Linked DNA regions of Homo sapiens: region 2 is linked to region 1. A link is a loop called in an ENCODE intact Hi-C map of the cell type or tissue named here. Cell type or tissue: psoas muscle. All regions are shown on one strand.

Region 1 (2,500 bases):
TCTCACTCTGTCACCCAGGCTGGAGTGCAGTACTGTAATCACAGCTCTCTGCAGCCTCGACCTCTCAGGCTCAAGCAGTCCTCCCACCTCAGCCTCCTGAGTAGCTGGGACTACAGGCACACATCACCACGTCTGGCTAATTTTTGTACTTTTTTGTAGAGATAGGGTCTCACTATGTTGCCCAGGCTGGTCTCAAACTCCTAGGCTCAAGGGATCCTCCTGCCCCAGCCTCCCAAACTGCTGGGATTACAGGCGCGAGTCACTGCATCTGGCCTAAGAACTCCTTTTTTATATGTAACCATATGGTTTCATGACTGTACATACATTTGTTCAAACACATTGAATTCTATACTTAAAGTGGGCTAATTTTATTTTATGTAAATTATACCTCACTGAGGCTAATTTTTTTAAAAATGTAATCACAATACTATGATCACATCTAAAAATATAATTTTTTCATATCATCAAATATCTGTTAATTGTTCACATTTCAAATCATCCCATTAAATATGATCAGTGGCTGATTCTGTGGTTGGTTGTGGTTTGGGGTTTTTCACGGTTTGAATCAGGATGCAAATCAGATCCGTGCATTTTGATTGGCTGAGGGGTCTTTTAACTCTGCCTCCATCTGTACGTTCTTGAAAGGGGAACTTTGAAATGGATGACAGGAAGAGAGCCAAGAGGAAAAGTTCCTACAGAGAACAGCAGCCAGGACCACCTCGAGGGAGAAATGCACTTTGGGGTGCCGCGGATGCAGACAGAAGGGGTTTGGGGCAGGAGGTGAGGGTAGGGGGTGAGGGCGGAGATGTGGACAAGGGTGCCAGCAGGGGGTTCCCGCCCACGGAGAGGAGTTTGGTTGTTATTCAAATTCTACCTGCAATGGAAAGCCATTGGGAGGTGGTGGTGGAGGTGGTGGTGGTGTTGGTGGTGGTCGTGGTGTTTTGAAAGGGAGTCTCGCTCTTGCCCAGGCTGGAGTGCAGTGGTGCAATCTCTGCTCACTGCACCCTCTGCCTCCCGGGTTCAAGCGATTCTCCTGCCTCAGCCTCCCGAGTAACTGGGACCACAGGCACACGTCACCACGCCTGATTAATTTTTTGTATTTTTTGTAGAGACGGGGTTTCACCATGTTGGCTGGTCTCAAACTCCTGAGCTCAAGTGATCTGCCCACCTCGGCCTCCCGAAGTGCTGGGACTACATCCGTGAGCCACCGCGCTCAGCCCTTTGAGAGGTTTGAAGCCGAGGAGCTGTGTGTGAATGGACCAGTGGGTAAGGACGAAAAGAAGAGATGGAGGAAATGAGAGGGAGGAAAAATAGTAGAGAAAAAAAAAGGAAAAAATACAGCCAGCTCCTCTTGTCCCAGGCAGAAAAGCACTGGGCCGGTCCCCACCATTCCATTATTGGCCGCTAGGGGGGGCGCTGCAACTTCCCCTGCCCACTCACAAACCTAACCTTCTTGTCCACCCTTAAGTCATGGCTGGGGTTCCAAGATCAGAGAGATCAGGGTCTCTTGGCCCTGAGTTTGACCCCACGCCCTTGTCAGAATAGCCTTGAGAATCCTCAGGGCCCCCTCGGGCAGGGCACAGCCTGAGCCACCTCTTCCCAGTCCCACCCAGGGCACCTCTCAGCTTCGGGCATCAGGGGAAAGAAGCCCATGGGTCATCACTGATCCCCAAATGCCGCATACCCCAGCCTAGGCCTCAGCTCAACCCTGGACCCCAAGAGCACAGGCTTTGGGGTCGACCAGAAGCAAAAGTTAGAAACCAGCTCCGACTTCCTGGCTGTGTGACCCAAACAAGTGTCACAACCTCTCTGTGCCTGTTTCCCCTTCTCTAAAATGGGGATAAAAACAGTCCCCAACTCACAGGTTGTGGTGTAAGTTAATAAGAATAACATTGGCCAGGTGCAGTGGCTCATGCCTATAATCCCAGCACTTTGGGAGGCTGAGGCGGGTGGATCCCTTGAGGTCAGGAGTTCAAGACCAGCGTGGCCAACATGGTGAAACCCCGTCTCTACTAAAAATACAAAAATTAGCCGGGTGTGGTGGTGCACACCTGTAGTCCCAGCTACTTGGGAGGCTGAGGTGGGAGAATTGCTTGAACCTGGGAGGTGGAGATTGCAGTGAGCCAAGATCTCACCACTGTTCTCCAGCCTGGGCAACAGAGTGAGACTGTCTTTAAAAAAAAAAAAAGAGAGAGAGAGAGAATAACATCTGTCATTTGTTGAGTCCCTATTATGTGCCAGTCATCAGCTGAGTCCTCTGGAGACGTTATCTCACTGATACCTTGTGTCATGCTTTGAGCATGGTGACCTGCTTACCCTTACTTTAGCATGTTTACAGGGCACCTACAAGATGCAGGCCCTGACCTAGCAACAGGGGATACCACTGTGGACAAGATAGACATCAACCTTGGAGCTGAATTATAGCCTGATGAGATGGGCACTTAACAAATAACTGCATAGACAAACAAAATAATCAGAAATGTTGAAAACTTCTAAGAGG
Region 2 (2,500 bases), 110 kb after region 1:
TTCATCACAGCCCTCCATTCTCCATCCATTCTCTACGGAGCGGGGAAGCCTTGCCTTTCAGGCCAGGGCAAATCCAGGGACTTGCTTTCACAAGCGTTGTGGCATCTTTATTTATTTATTTATTTATTTTTATTTTATTTTATTTTGAGACGTAGTCTGACTGTCACCCAGACCCGAGTACAGTGGCATGATCTCAGCTCACTGCAACCTCTGCCTCCAGGGCTCAAGTGATTCTCCTGCCTCAGCCTCCCGAGTAGCTGGGATTACAGGCACCTGCCACCATGCTTGGCTAATTTTTGTATTTGTTGTGGCTTCTTAAAAGAGTGATTCCCACACATCAGTCATTCACAGACCATCTTCTCAATTTTGCTCTTACTCTATACTATTACATTTGATATTTTTCTTTGTTTTTCTTGAGACAGACTCTCACTCTGTCACCCACGCTGGAGTGCAGTGGCACGATCTCGGCTCACTGCAACCTCCACCTCTAGGGTAAGCAATTCTCCTGCCTCAGCCTTCTGAGTAGTTGGGACTACAGGCACCCGCCACCATGCCCGGCCAATTTTTATATTTTTAGTAGAGGCGGGGTTTCACTATGTCGGCCAGGCTGGTCTCAAACTCTTGACCTCAGGTGATCCACCCACCTCGGCTCCCCCAGAGTGCTGAGATTATAAGCATGAGCCACTGCGCCTGGCCACATTTGATATTTTTCTTAAATCAGCTCGTTGTATTGTCCAGGCTGGTCCTGAACTTCTGGGCTCCATTGAGTAGCTGGGACTACAGGCATGCACTACTGTACCCAGCTTCAGACTTTTTTTTTTTTTTTAAGGCAAATTTGTTGAAAAGGAAACCGTGTCACCTGCATCAATAGGAAACTGTAGTAGAATTGCATCATTTCCAATAAATTTAAGGTAACTGCAAAAATAAACACAATAAAAGTAAACCACCGACCAGCGATGGTGGCTCACGCCTGTAATCCCAGCACTTTGGGACGCTGAGGCAGTAGGATCACTTGAGGTCAGGAGTTCGAGATCAGCCTGGCCAACACAATGAAACCTCGTCTCTATTAAAAATACAAAAACTAGCCAGGTATGGTGATGGGTGTCTGTAATCCCAGGTACTTGGGAGGGTAAGACAGGAGAATCACTTGAACCCAGGAGGCAGAGGCTGCAGTGAGCCGAGATTGCACCCCTGCACTCCAGCCTGGGCGACAGAGTGAGACTCTGTCTCAAAATAGAAAAGAAAAAAAAAAGTAAACCACCTTACTCGGTCCTCCTAAGTCAAGCCCATGAGCTGGAAGCCTGTACTAGGGAGAAGAGCAGGTATTTGAGATGTTCAAGTCCTATTAGCACCAAATGGAAACTTTCTCCTTGATACAATGATAGAACTGAAGAAGGAATCCCTTTCCTGAGTCACGGTTCTGCAGCATGTAGTATCTTCACCACATGGCGTTAACACCACCTAGTGGTAGCAGGTCCACCCTGGGGAAAGACTGGTTCTGGCTAAAGCACTCTTGACCCCCGTCTGGGCTGAGCACTGTCTAGAGAAAACCCCTGGACTGGCTCCCAGCCTGAAGGGGTGCTGTGACTCAAGGTGAGCCTCCCGAGCAGCAGCCTCCAGCCTCCCCCATCTCTAGGCGTCCCCCAAGAGCCATCTTTATAAAGTGCTGCTTTTCATATGTTGTGGTCACTCCCCCACTCAAAGACCTCCATGGCTCCCCAGTACTTCTTGGGAAAAGTCCATGGCTGTCATTGCTCAGTGGTGTGATCTTGGCCCACTGTACTCGCTGCCTCCCAGGTTCAAATGATTCTCCTGCCTCAGTCTCCCAAGTAGCTGGGATTACAGGTGCGTGCCACCACACCTGGCTAATTTTTGTATTTTTAGTACTGATGAGGTTTCACCATGTTGGCCAGGCTGGTCTTGAACTCCTGACCTCAGGCGATCCTCCTGCCTCAGCCTCCCAAAGTGCTGGGATTATAGGTGTGAGCCACCGCACCCAGCCAAGGCCTCTGAGACTCTGAGCCAACTGCCTCCTACAGCCTTTTCTGTGCTATTCCTGATCTGCTTGATTCCATCTTACCCAACTCCCCTCTTCCCACAGAGCCCTTGCACCCCTCTCTGCTTAACACTCAGCTCAGATCCTCAGTGTCTTCACGCCCCAGCCACCTCCTAAAATTTCTCTAGCACAGGAGTGGCAAATACATGGAAAGGACTTCCAGCCCAGGTGTCTGGATCCAAAGCTGGCACTGTAGGTAAAAACCCCATGCTGGCAAAATTATCTCAGGAGCTGGGCACAGTGGCACACACCTACAGTCCCAACTACTCAGGAAGCTGAGGTGGGAGGATGGCTTGAGCCCAGGAGTTTGAGGCTGCAGTGAGCTGTGATTGTGTCAGTGCACTCCAGCCTGGTTGATACATCGAGACCCTGTCTAAAAAAAAAAAAAAAAAAAAAAAAATCCCCCTTGACAATCACTCATAACATATTGTGTACACAATTTTG

The links. A loop is a pair of places that touch in the nucleus more often than their neighbours do. Peaks named below come from ENCODE experiments on the same cell type or tissue, not always from the same donor. Only the 100,000 strongest peaks of a DNase experiment are listed, where the experiment ranks them.
Region 2: a loop joins it to region 1, with 12 times the contacts of the local background. A loop is called at or near these places in 78 of 110 quality-filtered maps.

The regions. Positions count from the first base shown.
Region 1 is chr12:113,424,430-113,426,929 of GRCh38, reverse strand. The region is part of intron 1 of SDSL (serine dehydratase like); the gene reads right to left. Among named protein-coding and RNA genes, the nearest start is that of SDSL, 3.3 kb to the right of the region's middle. In psoas muscle, a CTCF peak has its summit at 1,408 (motif pointing right); a DNase peak (open chromatin) is centred at 1,419.
Region 2 is chr12:113,311,654-113,314,153 of GRCh38, reverse strand. All of the region lies in intron 11 of SLC8B1 (solute carrier family 8 member B1), which reads left to right. Among named protein-coding and RNA genes, the nearest start is that of MIR6762, 21 kb to the right of the region's middle. In psoas muscle, a CTCF peak has its summit at 1,478 (motif pointing left); a DNase peak (open chromatin) is centred at 1,493; H3K27ac peaks cover 268 bases.